Regions from separate parts of the Homo sapiens genome. Here region 1 is linked to region 2. A link is an interaction called in ENCODE POLR2A ChIA-PET data of the cell type or tissue named here. Cell type or tissue: GM12878. All regions are shown on one strand. Each heading gives the region's core, and the rest is flanking DNA. Links, peaks and the distances in the headings are about the cores only.

Region 1 (9,758 bases), core at 2,139-4,638, 240 kb after region 2:
GAGATCATGATCAATACCTCTAGTAGGAATGCCAAGAGACCTAGACACACCTACTCACATTAAGCTTATAAAACGTTAAATAATTTTTACTTACTATCAGAAATATGGTTATAAAGAACTGTGTTAAAGAGCTACTGATAAACTTCAATCTTCTCCTAATTGCTAGAGAGGACTTCAGCAAGTAAAAAATCTACCATGTAATTTGCCTATTAGGAGAAAAAAAATCCCAACATACTGGAAACCCTTTCGAATTTGGTCAACTTTTAAGCCTGAAAACATCACTAGGAAGAGGTATTGATCACTGTGGTGGGATACTAATGTTGAGTAAGAGGCCTTGTTCTGTACTGCTAGAAATATTTACCCAATGGAAAACATCTAGCACAATTCAGATACTGGTTTTCAAAGAGAAGAAACAGAAATTTCAATATTTAAATGGAAGCATCATCACAAGTTGAGATACTAACTAACTAGGATACAATTACCAAGTTGGCAAAGTCACCATATGCTCTGAGGACTTATGTAACTCTGGATATGTAACCAAAGCCAGATTTCCCAAGGCAGCTTCCAGATTTGCTTGAGTCGAAGCAGGCACCTTTACAATACAGAATTATTTTTTTTTGTCACCACTTTTCCCTGTTTTGGATATCTCAATTGTCAGAGAACTAGAATGTCTATGAAGGTATTCAAGTATTTAGGTAATCTTTTAAGGGTATATGTAAAAAGGGATTTGAGTAAAACATCCCACAAATTTTCTTGTTCCAATGACAGGAACCTCGAGGAAGAGTTTAACTTGCATCGCTGAAGAGGCCAGAGGAGAGCTCCTAGAGGCTCCCCACAGAGGCGGGTCCATGGTATGAATTGAGCCTGGACTTGGTATTTAGGAGAACGCAGTTCTGGTTCTCCCAGTTGATTATGTGATTTTTGGGCTTTGAAGCAAGCCCACAACTTGCTTGGGCTCAGTTCCTATACCAGTGAATAAAAAAATTCAACTAGATTTAGGATCCACCTCAGCTTTAACATGTCATGCGTCTCTATGTACACTGGGCATCAGATTTTCATTCTTTTGGAATCTTATGCAAAGGCCACAATGCCTTAAATCTTTTGAAGCTTATTCTATGTAGTTTCTTTTTGCTGAGTTCTAGAAAGTGAAAAACTATTAACAGTTTAAATGCTCATTCAAAGTAGGCAGAGTTAACCCAATGTCAGGCGTAGGACTCTGAGGTTTGGAAGGCTGTACTGAGCGCTCTTTGGAAATCCCAAAGCCCTTAAATTTTATGTTTCATTTAATTAAAAGATGCAGAGATACAAACAACTTTTGGGTTGGTAAAGCTTAAGGCATTATGGCCTATGCAGAGATATTCTACAGTTACTTTAATATCAAAAAGGAAACTTATGAAAACCTAATAAAAAGTTTAAGTCGAGAGGATGTTAGAGAATGGTTATTTTCCTTTTTACTCTAATCTATATTACTAAAATATCTAAAATTTAACTAAATTCTGAATAATAAAGTCAGCCAACATGTATACTCTACTTGTGCCACAGTGAGCCAGGGACTTTAGGTTTAATGTTGCTCTACAGTAAACATCAAAATCTAAATCTATATACAAAAACACCTTCAATTCCTTAATCTTTCCTACTTTCTACCACTTAATCACCCCACAATGCCAGGAGACCTGTGGTTTAGAACAAAAACCACAAAATAAAAATAACAGTGGTCAGGAGGTAGCCAAAGTTTAACGCTCATGATAGAGAAACATGTTCTACAGACAATGATAAAAGTTTTATTAACACTTTAAACATTTTAAGTATTCCTATGTTAAATCAGGTCTATTTGTTCACCCAGTTTAAGTAACAATTATAGTAGTATCTGACTGAGTGGCATTTTGATTTGACACTTTAAAAGTAAGCTTCAGTTAAAAATATGGGCAGTTTTTTTAATGACTACTTCAGAAATATTATGCAGCCATTAGGATTGAAGATAATAAAGTATTTGTAGTAACATACATATTCTGTGCATGTAGATATAGATAGATAAACTGTTAAAAGCCAGAATACAAAATCGTACTAAAAGGATTGCTCTAATTTAAAACTTAAAAAACAAACAAACAAAAAAAAACCCCACCTTCTTGCCACAAACATATGCATAGGCTAAACAGCTGGAGGAAAATATACCAAAATCCTAATACTAGTTGTGGTAGGGTATTAAGATTTAAAACGATCTTTTTCTTTTTCTCAAATTTTCTATAATGAACTCATATTTATTTTATAAGGAAATACATAAATTTAACAAGCAAGCAAGTGAAAGAATGATCTAGAAAGATTATCTAGGAAGGTATTTGTTAACATTTCTAGAACATCTGTGAGATAAAAATGCTTACTTCAGGTTATTTATACACATTGCTATGAACATCTACCTAATCTACTTCCCATTGAGTCATAATTCTATAATTTTCATAATAGAAAGGGCCTCAGAAACACTGGGTCTAATCTACTAAACTTATAGATGAAATCAGTGAAGTCCATCTGAACAGGCCATTTTGATTGTGTCTTTTTCCTCTTCAAATAAATAAGAATAAATTACGTATGAAGTAAAACTAGAACCAAAACCATTCAAAATGGCTAACTAGGCCAGGCACAGTGGCTCATGCCTAGCACTTTGGGAGGCCTAAGTGGGCAGATTGCTTGAGCTCAGGAGTTCGAGACCAGCCTGGGCAACATGGTGAAACCCTGTCTCTACAAGAAATACAAAAAATTAGCTGGGTGTGATGGCGTGCACCCAGTTATTTGGGAGGCTGAGGTGGGAGATCACTTGAGCCCAGGAGGTAGAGGTTGCAGGGAGCTGAGATCATGCCACTGCACTCCAGCCTGGGCAACAGGGTGAGACCCTGTCTCTAAAATAAATAAATAAATAAAAACGGCTAACTCTACCTTGTTTAGCCTTGAAGTTGTCATAAAGAAAAGGGGGATGCAGCCTCATCTAGGGGAAGAACTACTCCTGCTGCTGTCCTACAGGCCGGGTTTCCCCAAGGTTCTCATGTCACTAAACCAGCAGGATCCTTGCTTGGGTGGTTCAGTGAAGTGATGTGAACGGTCCCATGGAGCCAGCTCTTTGTTCAGGCAAAGGGCTCCCAGGAGATAAGGTGCATTCCAACCCACAGCGCGATCAAAAGGCAAACATATTTTCCTTCTAACGCAAGCCCTAAAATCCCAGATACGATCTTTGTGACTATATAACTCAGAAACACACCTGGCAACGTAGGAATTCTGTAACCAGCCAGGAGAGAATAAGGAATGATGGTTATTTACAAATTTCAACATTTAAAAGTAAACCAAAACCCATTTCCTAAGTTTATGCATATCTTTAAATCCCCAGAGAGAAACAAATCCTGTGTCTTCAAAGTTTTTACATTAATATAAGCCCACATAGATAAGAAGTATATTGAGAAAGGCTTAAAGTGTTCTCTGTCATCCAAATTAAATTTCTTCTATTCCTGGAGATTCTGTTGAATGTAGAAAAGGCTCTGTTGAGAGGATAGTTGTAAAGAATTTCAGAAAGAGACATAATACAGTGCAAAAATGTCAAGTCTCAATAAGAAAACAATCAACTTTGATTGCCAAGTGCAAAGTGTAAAGTATCCATTGAATAATGCAGAAACATGTTATTATATATAGAAACTGGTCATCTACTTACTGTTTGAGATTTCTTCTTTTTCTTTTTCATTGACCTGAAAAATCCTTGCTTCTCTTTTTCCTTGAGTTGCTCTGAATGACTAATATTTTCAGGACTTTTCCTAAATGAGAAGACATTTTTATCATATTGATTTTTCAATCATTTTCTTGCCATTGTGTGACAAATATAATAAGGACTGAAAATGCATGACACTAGGTTCCTATAGCCGGGAAGAATCAAACACTTGGGTAAAGAGCCTCTAAAAAAGCACAGGAGGAACTAAATTTAATCAACCATGGTTAGTGATTATCCTCTGGCACAGGCTCACTCAAAAGAGCAATTTGAGCATTATATGACCTGTAACTGTTGCTGCAAGACTATTTCCATGCTGTTGAAGACCTCAGAGTTTGAGATTATGAAAAGTACACAGCTTAAAGGATGGCTTTTCTGTAACTCTACAAGGGAAAGAGCAAAACATTTTCAACACCTACCTTCATTTTTCTATTTACCTTTTAAAAACCAGCTCGACAAGTTTATTATTAGCGACTTGTCAAGATACTGAACATAAAGATCAATACAGCTATAAAAACATCTTGAATGAAAGTAAAAATTTGCCAGAAACTGGAAATATCCTACTTATTAAACCTTTTATGTATTTATTAAAACTAAATAAAAATAGTTAAGAAAAAAATGTAGGGACAGGTGCAGTGGCTCACACCTGTAATCCTAGCACTTTGGGAGGCTGGGACAGGATCGCTTGAGGTCAGGAGTTTTAGACCAGTGTGGGCAACACGGCAAGACCCTGTTTCTTTAAAAAAAAAAAAAAAAAAGCTTTCACGGGGCGGGGGGAAAAGCTTCTAACTGAAAATACTGACATTAAGCTTGATACCACTGACACCACCAGGTATTCTGAACTCAGAATGATACATTTATAATTTTGAAAGCCAGAAAACTTCAGACATGATGAAATGGGTAAGTGTTGAAAACTTAAGAGTCTTTATTTTTATTTATTTATTTTTGAGACAGTGTCTTGCTCTGTTGCCCAGGCTGGAGTAAAATGGTGCGATTTTGGCTCACTGCAACCTCCACCTACCGGGTTCAAGTGATTCTCCTGCCTCAGCCTCCCAAGTAGCTGAAATTATAGGCATGCACCACCAGGCCTGGATAATTTTTTTACTTTCAGTAGAGACAGGGTTTTACCATGTTACCCAGGCTGGTCTCGAACTCCTGACCTCAAGTGATCTGCCCACCTCAGCCTCCCAAAGTGCTGGAATTACAGGTGTGAGCCACCGCGGCCAGCCAAAAGAGTCTTTAAATGTAGTGTTGTATTGTTGCGAAAAACATTCTAAACCCAATGACAGACTGGGCCTAGGCCCTGGGAATTTGGTAAAAGTTTCTTGTGACAAGTTCTTTTGCAATTAAGGAGATGAAACCCTCTTGCATGGGGCTTAAAGACAGACTGTCGTAAGCTAAACTCCAAGACACAGCATTCAGTCACTTGCCATTGGTAAGGAACACTGCAGAAGAGTGGGGTTTTCTGGAATCACAAAAGCATGACTCTGGATGGAAAGGAGCCTCAGAGAGCATCTAGTAGAAATGGCAATACTATTTTTAACGTTCTGTAACTTCTAGAGGTTAAAGAATTATACGTTTATGAAAAAGCTATGTCGTTCCACAATACTATCTGCAAAAACACAACCTAGAAGCACAACAGAATATTCAGATTAATGGGTAGAAGTTTTTACCAAGCAGAATGAAAGTCTCACAAAATACCACAGGTGTGTTGAGGGTAAAAGTGCTTTCTGCCAATCCAGCAAATCTTTAAGGAAGACATATTCATCATGACTGCCATCTCAGAATGTGAATGGGCATTACTGTAAGAATGTTAATGCTGGCACAAGAGGAAATGAAGGCTTGAGACACCAGTCCTAGGAGGAAGTAGGATCTTGCATGGTAAGAGGAGAATCTATGCAGGATGAAACGGTGAATAAGATGAAAGTGAGAAGGGGAGGGTAATAAAAGGAAAGCTCAATGTTTGCAGTTTGCATGTTGCATCGTTGGGTCCCCAGGACACAGGGAAGATGGGCCAAAGACCCTCTACAGGGGCTTTTCAAGAGGCACTGGATAAACCACAGCCCAGGTGGGGATAGAGGAATGATTGGGACATTTTCAAAGATCCAGGCAGAGAAAGATCCCAGAGGCCAAATGAAAAAAAGAAATAAATTACCCTTGAACTGGTGGGTGAAAACTAGGAGCGAAGCGTGTGTTTGCATCACCAAAGACAGAAAGAAGGATGTCAGAGAGGAAAAACAAAACAAGCGAGAAGCTATGCAGAAACATACATACCCAAAGAATTAACACAGAAAGGGAAGGGAGAAAAGGCTGACAGAGTGACTCAGAGACAGATGGAAAGAGGCTGGCTGGAACAAAGGCACTTGAAAAGCTGTGTTGTATAAAGGAATGCAGAATGAGTTATACATTGACAGCTGGAACTGAGCCATATGGGTAAGGGTGTGGTTGGTCATTTCCCTCATTTGCGCATTCTGGCCCCTGTGATTCCACCTGGAAGACAGCAGCTTCGTGCTGAGTGGGGTAAAGAGGAGCAGCACAAAAGAAGGGTAAATAGGGGGTTCACATCAATCTCAGAGACAGAAGCTTTGAGAAGGACTATTCATCCAGTCACCTGGCACCTTCTCCAGAGCAGCAGTTGGGACCAAAACAGTACGGGAGGAGGGCAATGAGACAAGTGGTAAGCAGGCACACAGGCATGGGACTCTAACGTTATCTAACATGACAGCTATTTCCATAAGGGTCCAAGAGGAGACACAATTCCAAAGATTCACCTAAAGAAAGGAAGGAATTAAAATCCAATGAATCACTCAACCAACATTCAGCAAGTACTTTATACATGTCAGGCCCTGTGTTAGGTGTTGAAGAAACAGAGAAAAATAAAAGAACGAATCTGATCTCACTCAAGCTGCTCACAGACTCTTGTTGGGGGTAGGGGACAGGTTTGACAGCTAGGGAATGGGGCGGGGGAGCATCATGGTCAGGCTTATGGGACTTCAGTATAATCCCTCTGAGAGCAGCATGGAAGGTGAGCTGAAGTGGTGAGGAGCATTACTCTGTGACACTTTCTCTGCCACCTGCCCCTCCCCTGGCGATGTGATAAGCGTGGTTAGCTAATGTGTGAGAAGAGAGAGTCAGTGAATAATTCTACGGGAGTAACTCTGAAAGTTATGATGACAAGCACTAATGGATATCAATATATTCATAACCTTACGAGAAAAAGAAGGCTGGAATTGTGCAAGTTACAGCAATTCTTCATTTAACTAGTGGGATTTCTTTCTTTTTTTTTTTTTTAGACGGAGTTTCGCTCTTGTTGCCCAGGCTCGAGTGCAATGGCGTAATGTCGGCTCACCGCAACCTCCACCTCCTGGGTTCAAATGATTCTCCTGCCTCAGCCTCCCGAGTAGCTGGGATTACCAGCATGCGCCACCATGCCCAGCTAATTTTGTATTTTTAGTAGAGACGGGGTTTTCCCATGTTGGTCAAGCTGGTCTCGAACTCCCAACCTCAGGTGATCTGCCCGCCTTGGCCTCCCTAAGTGCTGGGATTACAGGAGTGAGCCACCGTGCCTGGCCAACTAGTGGGATTTCTAAGTAATTTGGTTTACTCTTTAAACATCAATTTTTAACCCAATTGACAGCAGTCTTTCTAAACATATTTATACATTTTGTCTTTCAAAGCAAAGTGAAGCTGCCTGTTTTATAAACACACACTCCATAGAGATCTATGATATGTATGATTTTCCAACCTGCTTCTCTCCATAGCTATTGCTTGGATCCTTTTCCCTCTGCATACTGTAGTATTACCTTGAACTATTTCTTGCCCTGACAACCTCAGTGCTGCCTGCTAGAACTGAGCATAAATGAAGAACAGACTCCAAATGAGGGTAGGGGTGTTATCCTATTAGTAAAGATGATTAATCCCACCATATTAACTCTATTTTGCTTGTTCTGAGATATTTTGGCTATCTCCTGATTCTTAAGTGGGTTCTACATAACTGAGATGGCCAGAATAACAGCTCTGGATATCATACTGCAATATCTATTTATTGCTTTAAAATATAACATAGTAGCTTGACTTTTCCATTGCAAGAAAGGGGTACACTGTACAAATATTCTCTTCCTGAAGTAAATCTGAAGTACAACTACCAAGGAAAAACAGACTGACCTTAGGTAAGAGATTATTTAGGAATAGCAATTCACGGCCAGGCACAGTGGCTCATGCCTGTAATCCCAGGACTTTGGGAGGCTGAGGCAGTCAGTCACTTGAGCTCAGGAGCTGGAGTCCAGCCTGAGCAGCATAGTGAGACCCCATGTTTACAAAAGATACAAAAATTAGCCAGACATGGTGGCATGTACCCACAGTCTGGGCTACTCAGGAGGCTGAGGTAGGAGGATAGCTTGAGCCCAGGAAGCAGAGGTTGCAGTTAGCCAAGATTGCACCACTGCATTACAGCCTGGGCAACAGAGCCAGACCCTGTCTCCATCCCCTCGCAACAAAGAATAGCAATTCACTATATTACCATAACAAGGCTCTTTGATGTTTTTTGTAAGTTACCAAATGTGCATTTCTCTCAAATATGAAGAATCTGATGAACCAATTCGAGAGCTTGTTCAAGAAAAAAAATCAAGATGAGTCAAGTTGAACTAATGACAGACTAAGTGAGATGCGATGAAGGAAGGAAATACGTCATAGCAGCATTATCACGAAGAGTTAACAGAAACAAAAGAATAGAGCCAGTTCATCACTGGCAATTCTGGAACTCTCAAGTCTCATAACAGCAATACTAGAATAAGGATGACCTGATGAAGACTCAACTAAAGTTCAACATCCCAATTGAGCCTCTCATTCTTTTTAAAACAACTCTTTTTAGGTTTCTGTACATATCCACGCGTAAAACAAGTTCTACTTAAACTGATTATCAAAAGACAGAAATAATACATTACTAACACTGTCTATCTCAAATTTGGATTTAATTTTGATCTGACCTAATTTTCACAGGACTAAGGTAATCTGTAATTGTTACTCTTTTAAATCATCACCACTTCATTATGTAATAATCAAGAGAATCCAATTCCTTCTGCACTTCTGTATTCTCACCATTTAGACAATTTTGTCATGACTTATCAAAGCCACACCAGAAAATGGTCAACACTGGTAAGTAAAGAAGTTATACTTGTGTTCTCACGTTAATTCGCAGATCTTTTCTATATACTAGGGAGCTTAAAACAGTCACATGGAGAAAGAACACCAAAGTTTATCATCAAAATGGAGGGGAAACACCTGATGTTGAAGTTAGATGACAACGATAGTAACTGCAGTCACTAACATTAATGAATGCTTACGGAGCCAGGCATTATTCTAGGTGCTTTTAATGCATTGCCTCATTTAATTATCACATGAACCCTATGAGGGAGGTGCCATTCTTAGCCCTATTTTACACATGAGGAAACCAAGAGACAAATAGACACAGTCCTCTGATTGATAGACAAGTTGCCATCAACCAAGATATCCTATTTCCAGAGTCTAAACTCTTAGTCACGAACATTAAGACTGTCATTTTATAAATAGGCAATGGATGTAAATTGTGCTTATACAGCAAAAGTGTATTTATAGCTTTTAAGAAGTCATTTTTTATATTGTTTTAAGAATAATTAAGTAATTTTCACTATAGGGCACAACAACACTGAAACCTTGATGTAACTTTATCAACAGGGTCCAAATTGTGACATCACATGGAGTCAGGAGTACTGACATAAGGCCCTTCTGTTACTTCTGGCAACAAACACCAGAGAGGGACTCTCTGACAGACTGGTCTTGTTCCAAATCCAGTGTCTTACAGTGATGTCCCATTTTATGCTCTTGGTAGAGAACCTGGGCAGTCTTTCAGGGTAGTTGAGAAGAAGTCTACATTATTATTTTTCTTAAAGTCCTTACTCCTCAGACAGATTTGCTAATGGATCTTGATAAAACTGTAATTCTCTCCCTAAATATTTATTAGATGCGACACAAAAAAGAT
Region 2 (16,439 bases), core at 2,382-4,881:
AGGCTGGACTGCAGTGGCACAATCTTGGCTCACTGCAATCTCCACCTCCCGGGTTCAAGCGATTCTCCTGCCTCAGCCTCCTGAGTAGCTGGGATTACAAGCGCACACCACCACGCCCAGCTAATTTTTGTATTTTTAGTAGAGAAGGGGTTTCACCATGTTGGCCAGAATGGTCTCGATCTCCTGACCTCGTGACCCCCCACCTCAGCCTCCCGAAGTGCTGAGATTACAGGTATGAGCCTCTGTGCCTGGCCTAAAGGGTTAATTTCTACAGTATACAAAAATATCTTGCAAATTGATGAGAAAAAGATGTATAGACCCAAAAAAAAAAAAATGAGCAAAAAATATGAAGAACAAGTCCCAACACATGAAAAGGTGCTTAAATTGTCTAGTGGTCAGGGAATATATCATGCTAATATCATTTTATACTCATGAGATTCACAAAACACAGAAAGAACTCTAACATCCAATGCTGACAGAGATGAGGGAAAGGGGAATTTTCAGGCATTGCTGACAGTAATGGCATTGTCACAGGGTTTTGTTTTGTTTTGTTTTAAAAACAAGCAACAGCATTTACTTTTAAAAGGCAATTACTATACTAACCAGCAATTTGACTTCCTGCAATCTGTCTGATATGGTTTGGCTATGTCCCCACCCAAATCTCATCTTGAATTGTAGCTCCCACAATTCCCACATGTTGTGGGAGGGACCTAGTGGGAGGAATTGAATCATGGGGGCGGGTCTTTCCATGCTGTTCTTGTGGAAGTGAACAAGTCTCACGAGATCTGATGGTTTGATAAAGGGGAGTCTCCCTGCACAAGTTCTCTTTTCTGCCGCCATATGAGATGTGCCTTTTGCCTTCTGCCATGATTGTGAGGCCTCCCCAGCCACCTGCGAGTCCATTAAACCTCTTTTTCCTTATAAATTACCCAGTCTCGGGTATGTCTTTATCAGCAGCATGAAAATGGACTAATACATTGTTCCATTAGTAGAGATAGATCAGTATCTCTACATAGGGACATATATACAATATTTATTGCAGCTTTGCTTTAGTGGTCAAGAACAGGAAACAAAGTAAACACCTAATAAAAGTAGGATCGCTGAATAAAGGGTGGTCCTCCATAGCAAGGAATATTATACAGCCATTAAAAAGAATCAATTAATGAACAAAAACGTTCATGGCAGCACTGGCCATAATAACCCCAATGCCTATTAGAAGGAGAATAGATCGATAAATTCTGGTATAGTCACACAATGGGATAGTATACCACAACCAGAACGAACAAGCCACAACTACATGCAACAACATTATAAATGTCAAGAATATAATATGCAAAAAAGTATGTACTGAACGTTTCTTTTATGTAAGGCACAAAACAGACTAAAGAAATCGATGCTGTTACAAGTCAGGAGGATGGATACCCTTGGGGAGGTGGGAGGTCAAGGGGAGGAGGCACGTTGGGAGAGGTAGCAGTTCTCGGGCACTGGTAATATTTTATGTCTTGATCTGGGTGCTGGTTACGTGGGTGTATTCACTGTGGAAACTCATCAAGCAGTACATTCATGATTTGTGTATTGAGAAACACCAGACTTAAAATTGTAATAACTTGCAGGGATTTCAACTAGGTATTGATTGTTGGTTAAGAAAAACAGGATGTGGAAAATCATGTATAATATAATCCCATTTTTGGCCGGGCGCGGTGGCTCACACCTGTAATCCCATCACTGTGGGAGGCCAAGGCGGGCAGATCACGAGGTCAGGAGATCAAGACCATCCTGGCTAACACGGTGAAACCCCGTCTCTACTAAAAAAAATACAAAAAATTAGCCGGGTGTGGTGGTGGGCGCCTGTAGTCCCAGCTACTGGGGAGGCTGAGGCAGGAGAATGGCGTGAACCTGGGAGGTGGCACTTGCAGTGAGCCGAGATGGCGCCACTGCACTCCAGCCTGGGCAACAGAGTGAGACTCCATCTCAAAAAAAAAATATATATATATATATATATAAAATATATTATAATATATATATTATATATATATAATCCCATTTTCATACAGCATACAACAATAAAACCACCCTGATTATGTATTCCTGGGGGTGTAAATACATGTACATATGAGGATATATGTGAGTCTCTATAGATTTATATGCAGACAGATAAAAATATGGAAAGCTGGCTAGGCGCAGTGGCTCATGCCTGTAAGGAGGCCGTGAGAGGCCAAGGCAGGTGGATTACCTGAGGTCAGGAGTTGAAGACCAGCCTGGCCAACATGGCAAAACCCCATCTCTACTAAAAGTGCAAAAATTAGCTAGAGGTGGTGGTAGGCGCCTGTAATCGCAGCTACTTGGGAGGCTGAGGCAGGAGAATTGCTTGACCCCGGGAGGCAGAGGTTGCAGTGAGCTGAGATCAAGCCATTGCACTCCAACCTGGGCGACAGAGCAAGACTCTGTCTCAAAAAAAAAAAAAAAAAAACTTGGAAGGCCATATAGCAGGTTAAAATGGCTTCCCTCAGTGAGGGAGAAGGGGATGAGGGTCATGCTGATATTGGGGGAGGAAAGGGAAAAAGGAAAATAATATGCCCTTGTTTAAAAATGACAACAACAACAACAACAACAAAGTATAGGCCAGGTGTGGTGGCACGTGCCTGTAATCCCAGCTACTTGGGAGGCTAAGGCAGGAGGATTGCTTGAGTCCAGGAGTTCAAGGCCAGCCTGGGCAACATAGCCAGACCCCACCTCAAAAAATACATATATGATCCCATCTATGTAAAAAAGATACAGAAATTTAGAAGTAGGTCCTACTAAGGTTTAAAAATTGAGACCCAGGAAATGATTTATGTTGCATAACTCAAGCACATGGCATATTATGAACATTTGGTCATTGTCTGGGAAAAAATATGAAGCCTAAAGATTATTAACAAACAGCAAAGAATACAAACAATCTACTTATCAACTGCTAGCAATATGGTGGACTCAGACAACCTGAAAATTCTTTTACTATAATCACTTAGAAATACTGGGTAAAATGTAACTTAACTATTTTAAATGTAGAGCTAGGCCCACAAATAATAAAATCAAATCCCCGGGTGCCAGAAACAAAGAAGGAAATGAAAAAGCAGAAGGGTGAGTGCCTGAGTTAATGGGGAGCAACTGTCTGCAGAGCCTGGGGGTTTGGGAATGAATGCCCACACAGGGGCAGGAAATGAGGCTTTGGGGCTCTGGGAGCTAGGGAATTGCCCAGAGAGCTTTGCTTACAGCTGAGACCCTCAAATAACTATTCTATAAATGAAAGGATTTAAAAACAAGAGGGACCACAGGACACAGGGCTTTTGGTGGGAAAAAAATAAAAGCTCTCTGAGAAGTCAAAACCACAAGACCACAATTCACATTGCTTTTACTCTACCCACATAGTTCAGAAACTCCAGACTAAAAAGTACCGTGAGAATTATTCATCAAGCAGTGATACTCCTGGGGCACAAGGCAGAAGCAAACAAAAAACTTCTTTGAATTGAAGCTCCCACATCCCAAATATCATGGAATGTTCACACACAAAAAAATAAACCCTGCTAATGATGAGTTCACAGTAGAATATTACAAAGCCCATTGGTGACTAATCCAACTCAATCAACAGTCTGCACATAGTACAAACATACAATTATACCCCCACAAACTCCAAATGCACACAGATAACCAGAAAGAGATTATTTTAAAAATACATATAAAGTAACTGCAGACTAGATAAGACACAATCAGATCCTAATAGAACTAAACTCTATGGAAAAAGGACAAGAAGGATTGAAGAAACATCAAATAGAACAGTAACCCCATAATGTATCAGGGAATACGTTTTTTAAACAAGATTATAGGGATGATAATAAATTCTTCACTGAAAGACATTAGAGAAGACTAAAATGATTGAAAAAATGTACCATTTCACAGATGGGAAGACTCAATATAGCGAAGGTGGCAACTTTCTCCAGATTAGCTTATAAATTTAATGCAGTTCCCATCAAAATCCAACAGAGGATTTTACAGAATTCACAAACTGATCCTAAAATCTGTACAAAGTGCCAAAGGGCCAAAAAAAAAAATGTTAAAGAATAAAGGTAATGGGGATGGGGCTCATACTACCAGATATCAAGACTATTATAGACAGGCACTGTGGCTCATGCCTGTAATCCCAGCACTTTGGGAGGCTGAGGCAGGAAGATCACTTGAGCCCAGGAGTTTAAGGCCAGCCTGGGCAACATTGTGAGACCTTGTCTCTACAAATAATAAAAAAGTTAGCCGGGTGTGGTGGTGTGTGCCTGTAGTCCTAGCTACTTGAGAGGCTGAGGTGGGAGGACTGCTTGAGCCTAGGGGGCTTGAGGCTGCAGTGAGCCATGATCATGTCACTGCACTCCAGCCTGGATGACAGAGTGAGACCCCATCTAAAAAAAAAAAAATACTATTACAAACCTATAGTATGTGATACATGAGATATTAGTGAGAAGATAGTCAAAGAGACCAGTGGATCACAAGGCCTAAAAACAGACCCATGTGGATATGGAAGCTTACTGTATGGCAGAGGCGGCCTTACAAATGAGTAGGAAAGAATGAACTGTTCAATAAACTGTGCTCCCACATCATACCTTAAAATCATTTCTAGTGGATGAGAGAGCTAAATGCTCTTGAAAAGCAAAATTTAAAAAAAACCTTTGGAGGATACAGTTGATTCTCATTATTCACAATAGCTGTGTTCTATAAACTCGCTGTGAACACTGAATTAGCAAATACTGAACCATTGCTCTTAAGGGAAACACAGGGTAGGGTTCCCGTGAGCCTCTGGTCACGACATTTTCATCACCCTATCAATCCAGAACCTTGTTTTGTGTATGTTTCTGTTGAAAGGCATCTCATTGAATTGTATTGCTGATTCCTGAACACTAAACTCCCGGCCAACAGGGCCATCCCTCATGCTTGAAGGAAGCTTCTCTAACACGTGTTTTCTCTGTAAGGCACATCACAGCTTCCTTGCGCTTGGGAGTGCCAGACAACACTTCCATCTATGCTTGGGGGCCATTTTAAACAGCAAAGTCACCCACAAAAAGCACAAAAATGTGGAAACGGTGGCACTAAATGTGCCTCAAGAAGGACACTTGTTTACAGTTTGACAGCTGAGACAAGAAGGCAGAGTGTCACCTTGTTCCACCTCAGCTGGGAATGTGCGTGACTCAGATTTTTTCACTACTTTTGCATGTGGTCACTGAAGATACTGATTTTGGCAAGTAGGCAAATTTGCAAATACAAAATCTATGAATAATGAGGATCAACTGTATCTTTCTGATCTTTCCAGGAGTGAAAAGGATTTGTTTGTAAACAAGACACAAAAAGCACAAATTATAAAGAAAAAGACTGACAAACAGGACAAATAACAATTTAAAACGTCTACTTGAAAATGGATGCCAGAAAAAGAGTGAAAAATCAAGTCACAGACTAGAAGAAGACATCTGCTTCACAAATAAAGAACAAAGTATTGGTATCGAGAAGCGTTTTTAAAGTTCTTAGAAATCAATAAGAAAAATACAACCAGCCATTAGAAAAATGAGTAAAGGCTGGCTAGGTGCGGTGGCTCATTCCTGTAATCCCAGCACTTTGGGGGGCCGAGGTGGGCAGATCACCTGAGGTCAGGAGTTCGAGACCAGCCTGGCCAACATGGTGAAAGCATGTCTCTACCAAAAATACAAAAAGTAGCCAGCCGTGGTGGTGGGTGCCTGTAATCTCAGCTGCTCAGGAGGCTGAGGCAGGAGAATTGCTGGAACCTCGGAGGTGGAGGTTGCAGTGAGCCAAGATTGCAACACTACACTCCAGCCTGAGTGACAAGAGTGAGACTCCATCTCAAAAACAAAAACAAACAAACAAAAACCAAAGTGGTCATTTAGTTACTATATCAAATCAAGAATATGTTATCATTAGTGCAGATTATCTTATATGGGGGACTGGCAATGAGTAACATTAGAACACGTGAGAAATAATTTCTAGACTTGTGTCTCAGTGTGTCTCCATTCTGTAAGTGATACACCTCTTCACTTCAAAAAGAGAGTGGCAAGAGATAAGATTGAATGGGGAGGAAGGCACCTTCTCCGACCACACTAAGGGGTTTGAGTTTAATGCTGAAGACAACAGGAAGCCAGTGAGGAAGCTGAAGAAAGGAAGGATAATCTTAGAAGTAGAAAGTGTAGAAGAAACCCAATAAAAAAGAAATGGAAGCTAAAGAGAGAGGGTTGGACAAGAGAATGAAAACGTATATCCATGCACATACTTGCAACTTGAATGTTCTTTGCGGCAGTTTTCATAACAGTCAAAAAGTAGAAACAGGTCGGGCGCAGTGGCTCACACCTGTAATCCCAGCACTTTGAGAGGCCAAGGCAAGCGGATCACTTGAGGTCAGGAGTTCAAGACCAGCCTGGCCAACAGGGCAAAACCCCGTCTCTACTAAAAATACAAAAAAAATTAGCCGGGCGTGGTGGCACATGCCTGTTATCCCAACTACTTGGGCGGCTGAGGCAGGAGAATCATTTGAACCCGGGAGGTGGAAGTTGCAGTGAGCAGAGATCGTGCCACTGCACTCCAGCCTGGGCGACAGAGCAAATGAATGTTCATCAACTGATGAGTGGATAAACAAAATGTGCTATATCCATACAGTGCTATACTAGTCAGCAATAAAAAGGAATGAACTATGAATATGTGCTATGATACAGATGAACTTCAAAAACGTTATGCTCAGTGAAGAAAGCCAGACACAAGAGACCACATATTGTTGGGTTCCATTTATGTGAGTTATCCAGAAAAGACAAATCTATAGGCAGAAAGTAGGTTCATGGTTGCTTGGAGAGTGGATGGGGTGGGGCAGGGTGAGAGCAGTAGGAGGGTTAACCAGAAGTGTGCGCGAGGGATCCTATTGATCTAATGAAAGTGTTCTCAAACTGATTTATGGTGATGGTTTCCTAACTTAGGAAATCTACTAAAACATTATTGAATTGTACACTTGAAAAGGGTGAATTATAGGATCCAAAATATCCCTCAGTAAAGTTATTTTGAGAGAGAAACAGAGAGTAGAAAAAAGCACCTAATCGGCTTAAGAGAGCTTGCGGGCCAGCTGAGAGGGAGAACGCGCCTGGGCATGAGACTCTGCCCGGCTTCTGGTCCACAGGCCTCTAGGCTCTTCCTGCCCAGGAATAGGGCATCACTTTCAGGCAGGGGCAGCTTGGAGAGCTGAGCTGACCGTGGGTCAAGTGGACTTGGCCTTTGATCCTGCTCTCACTGTGTATCCTACCTCTAGCTAGACCTTGGCCTTGAGACCTGCTTGCCCCAGTTCTTACCTAAGAGGATCTAGCATTGCTTTTGACAGCCCCATTCAGTGACCTGAGCCCAGAGGCTCCTTACTCCAGCCCCACTACCACCACTGCTGACCACCGAGCGGGTCCGACTGACACCTGCCTGCCCCGCCTCAGCTACTGGCCCTTCTGATGGGCACTAGGGCAAGGTCTTCCAGCTGTTGCCCATGAACACACTCTTAATTTTGGCACTGCCTCCATTTGGCTGCAACTGAGAGAGATGGTGGCCCATAATAAGATTATGCTGTGGTGGTCAACCTTGGGCAAGGTACTTAACCTCTCTGATCTTCATTTTCCTCGTGGGTGGAACAAAGAAGATACTGGCATCTCTCTTATGGGATAAAATGAGATCATTCATGTAAACTGCCAAATACAGCAGCCAACACATAGTAGGTACATACAGTGGGTGTGTCTAGTTCTATGCTTGGGTTCCTTTCTGTTTGGGTTGAGAGACCTCAGTCTCTCTGCATGCTGGAATGTGACACAGGTCACCAAACAGACTTACAAGTGTTGACTCTAGAAAAATTGGTACCATTATCAGTGATACATCATATTGATAGTAGGTATCCTTGATATAATTTATTCAAGCAGAATAATGCTGGCTTCATAGAATGAGTTGACAATTTTTGCATCCTAAAATGCCACCAGGATGGCACTTAACCTCTGTGGTCTTCCTTCCCCAAACACACAACCCCAATCTAATCAAGAGAAAAACATCAGACAAATCCTAGTCAAGGGAGATTCTACAAAATACCTGAGCAGTACACCTCGAAACTGCCAAGATTATAAAAAAAAAAAAGGAACTGTCACAATCAAGAGGAGCCCAAGGAGACGAGATGACTGAATGTAGGTAATGCCGTATCCTAGATGGGATCCTAGAACAGAGAAATAACATGAAGTGGAAGCTAAGAAAATTTGCATAAAGTATGCGTTCGTTCAGCAGTTGCCAACCTTTTTGGCACCAGGGACCGGTTTGGTGGAAGACAATTTTTCCACAGACTGGGGTCGGGGGATGGTTTTCCACAGACTGGGGTGGGGGGAAACTGTTCCACCTCAGATCACCAGGCATTAGATAGATTCTCACACGGAGCACGCAACCTAGATCCCTCACATGCACAGTTCACAATAGGGTTCGTGCTCCTATGAGGATCTAATGTTGCCACTGATCCCACAGGAGGGGGAACTCAGGCGGTAATGCAAGCTCACCTGCCACCCACCTCCTGCTGTGCGGACCAGTTGCTAACAGGCCACAGACTAGTACCTGTCCGCAGTCCAGGGACTGGGGACCCCTCCGTTAGTTAATAATAATGCATCAAGGCCAGGCGCGGTGGCTCACACCTATAATCCCAGCACTTTGGGAGGCCAAAGCAGGCAGATCACCTGAGGTCAGGAGTTCGAGACCAGCCTGGGCAATGCAGTGAAACCCCATCTACCAAAAATACAAAAATTAGCCAGGCGTGGTGTGTCTCTACTAAAAATACAAAAAAATTTAGCCGGGCGTGGTGGCAGGCACCTGTAATCCCAGCTACTTGGGAGGCTTAGGCAGGAGAATCACTTGAACTCAGGAGGCAGAGGTTGCAGTGAGCCAAGATCACACCACTGCACGCCAGCCTGGGCAACAAGAGCAAAATTCCATCTCAAAATAATAATAATAATAATGCATCAACATTGGCTCATTAATTGTGGCAAGTTTACCATACCAATGTAAGACGTGAATAGGGGAAACTGGGTCTGAGGTATGTAGAACTCTCTGTACTATCTCTACAACTTTTCTATAAACCTAAATCTATTCTAAAATAAACAGATTATTTACAAAGCAAAAACACAAAAAGTCTGTCGTCCACACATGTATGGATCTATTTCTGGACTCCATTCTGTTCTATTAACCTATTTATTTATCTTTACACCAATACCACACCGTTTAATGAGTAGAGCTTTATAATACATCTTGAAATAAGGTAGAGTGTTAGTTCTCTAAATTCGTTCTGCTTTGTCAATGTTGTTTTGCTTATTCTAGTTCCTTTGCGTTTTCATATGAATTTTAGAATTAGTCTGTTGATTTCTATTTTTTAAAAAAAGGCTGCTGGGATTTTCATTGGGACTGTGTTGAATCTATGGATTAATAAACTGGGAATGGTTGGGGATCTTCACATTATTGAGTCTTCTGACTCAACACAGTATATCTCAAGATTTATTTAGATCTTCTTTAATTTCCCTCAGCAATATTTGTAGCTTCTAGTGCACAACTTGCAAATACTTTGTCACATTTATTGCTAAATATTCCATTTTTCGAAGCTCTTTTTAATAGTATTGGTTTTGCTATTGTTGTTGTTGGTTTTTGTTTGTTTGTTTTGAGATGGAGTTTCGCTCTTGTTGCCCAGGCTGGAGTGCAATGGTGCAATCTCAGCTCACCGCAACCTCCGCCTCCCAGGCTCAAGTGATTCTCCTGCCTCAGCCTTTCGAGTAGCTGGGATTATAGGCATGTGCCACCACGCCTGGCTAATTTTGTACTTTTAGTAGAGACAGGGTTTCTCCATGTTGGTCAGGCTGGTCTCGAACTTTCGACCTCAGGTGATCCGCCCACCTCGGCCTTCCAAAGTGCTGGGATTACAGGCGTGAGCCACTGCACCCGGCCAGTATTGGTTTTTAAATTCCAATTTCTGATTGTTCGTTGTGAGTATATTGAAGTAAAACTGATTTTTATATATTGATCTTATATCCTGCAAACTTGCTAAACTAGCTTATTAGTTCTGGTAGCTCTTTTGTACAGTCCATCAGATCATGTCATCTGCACATAGAGATAATTTTTCTTCTTCTGTTCAAATCTGGATGTCTTTATTTCTTCCTCTTAACTGATTATACTGGCCAGAGCTGTAGGTTTTTCATATATGCCCTTTATTAGGTTAAGGAATTTTCCTTCTGTTTCTAGTTTGCTGAGAAGTTTGATCAGAAATGGATGTTGGATTTTATTCAACATCTATGTTTACTGCGATACTCATATGATTTTTTTGGTTTGTTAATAAGGTGAATTATATGGAATGAGAACAGTATTTAGTCTAAAGCTAATTATTCCCCACCACTGAGGCAAGGTCCTTTGGAGTACTCTATCCAATGCTCCAAAAATCAGGAGATTTTCCACACTAATTAGTGGGACAAGGCTTTATTCTGGGCCCTAAGTGAGCAGCGGGTGGTTCTTTCCCTGGCCTCAGGTAATTTCCTCATGTGCATGCCCTGCTCAGCCTTCTGCTAAAAACTTGAGGGGAAGCCTCTGCAGATTTCCAGAGTTCTCTCTCTGTGCAGCTGTCTCCTCTTCAGGACTATGTCCTACAAACTCTAGCCACCTTGGACTCCCAATTTAGGGATTCTTCTGGCTTTGCCTGAGTTTCCCCTCCCTGTGCCACAGCCTGTAAACTCTCTGAAGGGAGTAAGCTGGAGCAATTGTAGGGTTTACCTCATTCATTTCTCATCTCTCCAGGATGACTATTCTTTAGTGCCTGATGTGCAGTGTTTTGGAAATAATTGTTTCAGATATTCTGTCTTTTGTTTTTGTTGTATCAGGAGGATACATCTGGTCCCTGTTACTCCATGTTGGCCAGAAGTAGAAGTTGACTTCAGGTTTTCATTTACTTTGAAAATCTTCTAGCTGGATGATAGAGATTAAAAGTACTTTTATTTTCCAACTCAGCCTGCCCTGGCCCCTTTATATTCCTCATAAATCCTGCTTGAAAACTGAACAGTTTTTGCTTTGGCTCATCTCTCTTTTCTTATACTCTATTATACACAGCTAGGACCAATCAGCTGTCACTTTCAACATTTTGCCTGTAGACCTCCTTAGTCAAATCCAAATTTCATTAAGAAGCTTTTCCATCTTCCATATTATCATAAACTACACTTTTGGAAATTGTTTCAAAACCACATAACATGTGTAACCATGTTTTGTAGCCTGCAATAGCAGTTTCCTAGCTAATTTTCCAGGTTTTGCTGTTTCCTCACTGCTTTTCCAGCCTCTGCCCTAATGTGGCAGGCCAAGTCTCACTAACACAGGCCTCCATAACAACTGTTTCAATACTGACTGAGTGGTTAAGTTAAATATTAAAAGCTAAAAAGCCAGTGCCCTTATACAAAGGCTGGAATGTAACAAAAGCCCACCAAGAGTTTTGCCTAGCCCTTCCCTGGGCCTTAAAGCATGACAAAATAACGAAGGAATTCTTAACAGGACCCATTTAGGATTAAACATGTTTTATTGTGGGTCTGAAGAAACTCCCCAGGCCTCTGCAAACAAGTTTACTGGGGGTCTGAAGGAACTCCCCAAACCTCCGTGATTTAGCAGGAGACAAGATACGGGTAATCACCTCAGCACTTGGACCCATTTAGATTAAGTAAATTTACTGAGGCTCCAGAGGAAGGTCTTCAGGACTCAGACCTTAGTTACAGATTAAAAGAAGTTAATCACTTATGTCTTTAGATGAGTGCACACTTACACGTAGGCATACAGCTTAGAAGGTATATAAGCTCTGGAAAACTTTGTAATTTTGAATTGGCCTGGCCATAATTTCCAGGTCTTCTCCCTGTAGCCAGTTGCAGAAATAAGAACTCTCTTCCTCTCCAGTTCAACTGCATCTCGTTATTGGGCCACAAGAAATAGCAGCCCGATCCTCAGTTTGGTCCAGGCACACTAACACCTTGTCCTAAAATTACTGACACATATTTCAGTTTTTGTTAGGATAGCACTCCACTTGTAGATATCCTTTTCCTTATAATTTAGTTTTTGCCACATTATAAACTACTCTAAAATTCAATGTCTTAAAAACAGCAACTGTCGGGCACAGCGGTTCACACCTGTAATCCCAACACTCTGGGAGGCTGAGGCAGGCTGATCACCTGAGGTCGGGAGTTCAAGACCAGCCTGACCAACATGGAGAAACCCCATCTCTACTAAAATACAAAATTAGCTGGGCATATGTAGAAAGAAATAGACATAAGAGACTCCATTTTGTTCTGTACTAAGAAAAATTCTTCTGACTTGAGATGCTGTTAATCTGTAACCCTACCCCCAACCCTGTGCTCGCAGAAACATGTGCTGTGTCGACTTAAGGTTTAATGGATTTAGGGCTATGCAGGATGTGCTTTGTTAAACAAATGCTTGAAGGCAGCACGCTTGTTAAAAGTCACCACCACTCCCTACTCTCAAGTACCCAGGGACACAAACACTGCGGAAGGCCGCAGGGACCTCTGCCTAGGAAAGCCAGGTATTGTCCAAGGTTTCTCCCCATGTGATAGTCTGAAATATGGCCTCGTGGGAAGGGAAAGACCTGACCGTCCACCAGCCTGACACCCGTAAAGGGTCTGTGCTGAGAAGGATTAGTAAAAGAGGAAGGCCTCTTTGCAGTTGAGATAAGAGGAAGGCATCTGTCTCCTGCTCGTCCCTGGGCAATGGAATGTCTCGGTGTAAAACCCGATTGTATGTTCCATCTACTGAGACAGGAGAAAACCGCCTTAAGGCTGGAGGTGAGACATGCTGGCGGCAATACCGCTCTTTAATGCACCAGATATGTTTATGTATGTGCACATCAAAGCACAGCACATTTTCTAACTTTGTTTATGACACAGAGACATTTGTTCACATGTTTTCCTGCTGACCCTCTCCCCACTATTACCCTATTGTCCTGCCACATCCCCCTCTCCGAGATGGTAGAGATAATGATCAATAAATACTGAGGGAACTCAGAGACTGGTGCCTGTGCGGGTCCTCCGTATGCTGAGCACCGGTCCCCTGGGCCCACTTTTCTTTCTCTATACTTTGTCTCTGTGTCTCTTTCTTTTCTCAGTCTCTCGCCCCACCCGACGAGAAACGCCCACAGGTGCGGAGGGGCAGGCCACCCCTTCAGGCGTGGTGGCGCATGCCTGTAGTCCCAGCTACTCGGGAGGCTGAGGCAGGAGAATCGCTTGAACTGGGGGGGCGGAGGTTGTGGTGAGCCAAGATCACGCCATTGTACTACAGCCTAGGCAACAAGAGCGAAACTCCATCTCAAAACAAACAAACTAACAACAACAACAAAAAACCCAGCAATCACTTATTTGGACTGTGAAAGGGAAGTATCTTGGGTCCCCAAAATCACTAAGCTAGGAACTGCTTAGGGAAAACGTGCCTCCCATTCTATTCAAAGTCATCCCTCTGCTCACTGAAATAAATGCATATGTGATTGCCTCCTTTGGAAAGGCTGATCAGAAACTCAAAAGAATGCAATCGTTTGTCTCTAGCCTACCTGTGATGTAGAAGCCCCCTCCTCTCTTCGAGTTGTCCCCTTTCTGGACCAAACCAATATTCATCTTACATGTGTTGATCGATGTCTCATGTCTCCCTAAAATGTGTAAAACCAAGCTGTGCTCTGACCACCTTGGGCACATGTCATCAGGACCTCCTGGGGGTGTGTCATGGGCACGTGCCCTCAATCTCGGCAAAATAAACTTTCTAAATTAACTGAGACCTGTCTCAAATTTTGGGGGTTCATAAGACCATAACTTTGTACATCAGCAATTTGGGCTAGCTTCAACTGTGCAGTTCTTCTGGCCTGGATGGGTTCAGGTAATCTCAGCTGAACTCATTCATGCATCTTCAGTTGGCTGGTGGGTTAGCTGGGGCTGGCTACTTTATGATGAATTTAATTGGGATGACTAGGCCTTCCTCCAGAGGCCTGAGTTTGTTTAGTTGGAAGTGGTCCTAAACCATCAAAGGTGATAGTTTCCGTGACAGGGATAATTAATCAATTTATACTGAATATTTGGATTTAAATCTACCATATTACTGTTTGGCTTATCTCTTCTATATTCTTTTTCCCTTTTGACTTCTTTTTAAAATTGTTATTATTCCATCTCTCTATAGATTGGAAATTATATACCTTTACTATTTTTTTAAACCAGTTATTCTAGAGATTACAACATGCATTCTTGACATCACAATCTAATGTTAATTGTTGCTTTGACCGTGTTTTTAGACAATAAAAAGACCTTAGAACCCTTTAACTCCATTTATTCTCTCATCAACTTATGTACTAACTATTGTTATCATTTAGTCTCTGTAATTTTACTCTTATTTTAACTCTTATAAGAGGTTATTATTCATTTAGATTTTACTCACACATTTACCATTTCAATGCTCTTGAGTCCTTCGAGCACTTCTGATCTTCCATATAGGCTCATAGAAGCACATCCAAATAGAGAGAGGTGGTGGGGGTAGGACTTGAGAAGGATCAGTAGTGCCTTGTAAGGCAACTAATTCAGGGGAGGCCATTACAGGTCCTCCAGGCCCCAAAAGGGGAAAAGTACCCTCCTCAGGCAGGGATGGCAGGGCTGCTTCTCCAGGAAAGGAAAATAAGAATCAAAATCTGCTGGTGGGTCCTGGAAACAGTAAACTAGAGGTTCCTCTTCAAAGACTTTCCTCCCCATCTAATTAGGAATAAATAGTAACTTCTCTTAGAAGCAAAATTTATTCAAAGACCTGTGCTAACATTCTTAAATATCTGCTAGCCGTAATAAAGAAATCAATGTACTTTATGTTCTTAGCTTCCACAATTTAGCCTAAATATTTGCCCTGGCATGCTTATACTGGCCCAAGCAAGCATTAGGTCATATCCTGTTCCTCTTCCTTATTTGAAGGTGTTTTTACCTTTCTCAGCATTCCACAAGTTACTTCCTCCTTCCTTTGTTCTCCTCTGCCTTTCCCTCTTTTAGAAAGTTCTAAGTTGCAGGCCGGGCGTTGTGGCTCGCGCCTGTAATCCCAGCACTTTGGGAGGCTGAGGCGGGCAGATCACAAGGTCAGGAGATTGAGACCATTCTGGCTAACACAGTGAAACCCTGTCTCTACTAAAAATACAAAAAAATTAGCCACGTATGGTGGCATGCGCCTGTAGTCCCAGCTACTCGGGAGGCTGAGGCAGGAGAATCACTTGAACCCAGGAGGCGGAGACTGGGGTAAGCCAAGATTGTGCCACTGCACTCCAGCCTGGGTTACAGAGCGAGACTCCGTCTCAAAAACAAAAAAAAAAACACACACACAAAAAAGTTTAAGTTGCTAGCCAGTCAGGACAAATACAGAATTTGAGGTCCCATTCCAGCCAATGGAAACCAGACACAGCAGTAGGGTGGACACGTCAGGTTAAATGACCCTGTCTCCTCTGTTCGGTGTACTCTTACAGCAAAATTGCTGGCGAGTGTACCCTTTCTGCAGAAAGTGAAAAAATGGCCTTGCTGAGGAAATTAAATTTATGTTCAAGTGCTGGTTGTTTACGGCACCGGGGAACAAGCATTTCTAACCGGTCTCCATTCCAATTTTCAGGCTGCCATTCCTTCCCAATCATTGTCCTTTCAGCAACATACCCTAAGAGGTTGGGAGTTCAATTTGTATTGTCATTCAAGCATTCACAGGATTAGACTTCGGGTTTGGCTTTCAGAAATCTAAGCCTTGTGGCTATAGGAGATAAGAGTTTCTTTCCTGGTAGTTTTAGAAACATTCAGGTCCTTTATGTAGACCTTGAGCTGATCACTTTCTTTACCCAAGTTCTTCAGTAAACAACCAACCAACCAACCCTATTATACTCATCCTTTTGACTAAAATGTTAAAAGTAGCAAATACTTGTTCTCCTAGAGGTTTGCCTTCTATAGGTACTTGATCGCAAGTATCTGAAGGTGATAATTTGAGTAACTATTTTGCCACTTCACACTGTGGAGTACAAGTACCTCTTTAGCACTGGAAACAGGGCTACTCGTACCTTTAAATCAAATCAGAGTAGGGAACCAATTTCAGAAAACCCAGAACCAATTCAGAGCACTTATCTTTAAGATTCTGTTCTTCTGGAACTACTCTCAGTACCAAATTCTGTGTCAGTCTGGGTTCAACCAGAGGCAGAACCAGAAGAAGATACAGATAGGTAGGTAGGCAGATAGGTGATTGATGATTTATAGGTAGATAACCAGTAGAAACCAGATGTGGTCTCCATATCTGATGCTGGAGCTCAAAGTCTACAGGGCAGGTAGTCAGGAAGGAAGATCACGAGCAGGCTAAAACCC

Evidence for each region. ChIA-PET counts read pairs that join two places held together with the same protein. Peaks named below come from ENCODE experiments on the same cell type or tissue, not always from the same donor. Only the 100,000 strongest peaks of a DNase experiment are listed, where the experiment ranks them.
Region 1: POLR2A ChIA-PET joins it to region 2 with 6 read pairs; 1 of 35 experiments calls an interaction of 5 or more read pairs at or near these places.

Annotation. Positions count from the first base shown.
Region 1 is chrX:18,613,900-18,623,657 of GRCh38, reverse strand. It overlaps CDKL5 (cyclin dependent kinase like 5), which reads right to left. Exons shown (of 18, transcript NM_001323289.2): 16 at 3,692-3,791. Among named protein-coding and RNA genes, the nearest start is that of RS1, 53 kb to the left of the region's middle. In GM12878, for the core only: no CTCF peak of the experiment used is centred there; a DNase peak (open chromatin) is centred at 3,077.
Region 2 is chrX:18,843,311-18,859,749 of GRCh38, reverse strand. No RefSeq gene overlaps it. Among named protein-coding and RNA genes, the nearest start is that of PHKA2-AS1, 39 kb to the left of the region's middle. RefSeq lists an enhancer at 3,219-3,458. In GM12878, for the core only: no CTCF peak of the experiment used is centred there; a DNase peak (open chromatin) is centred at 3,369; H3K27ac peaks cover 2,500 bases.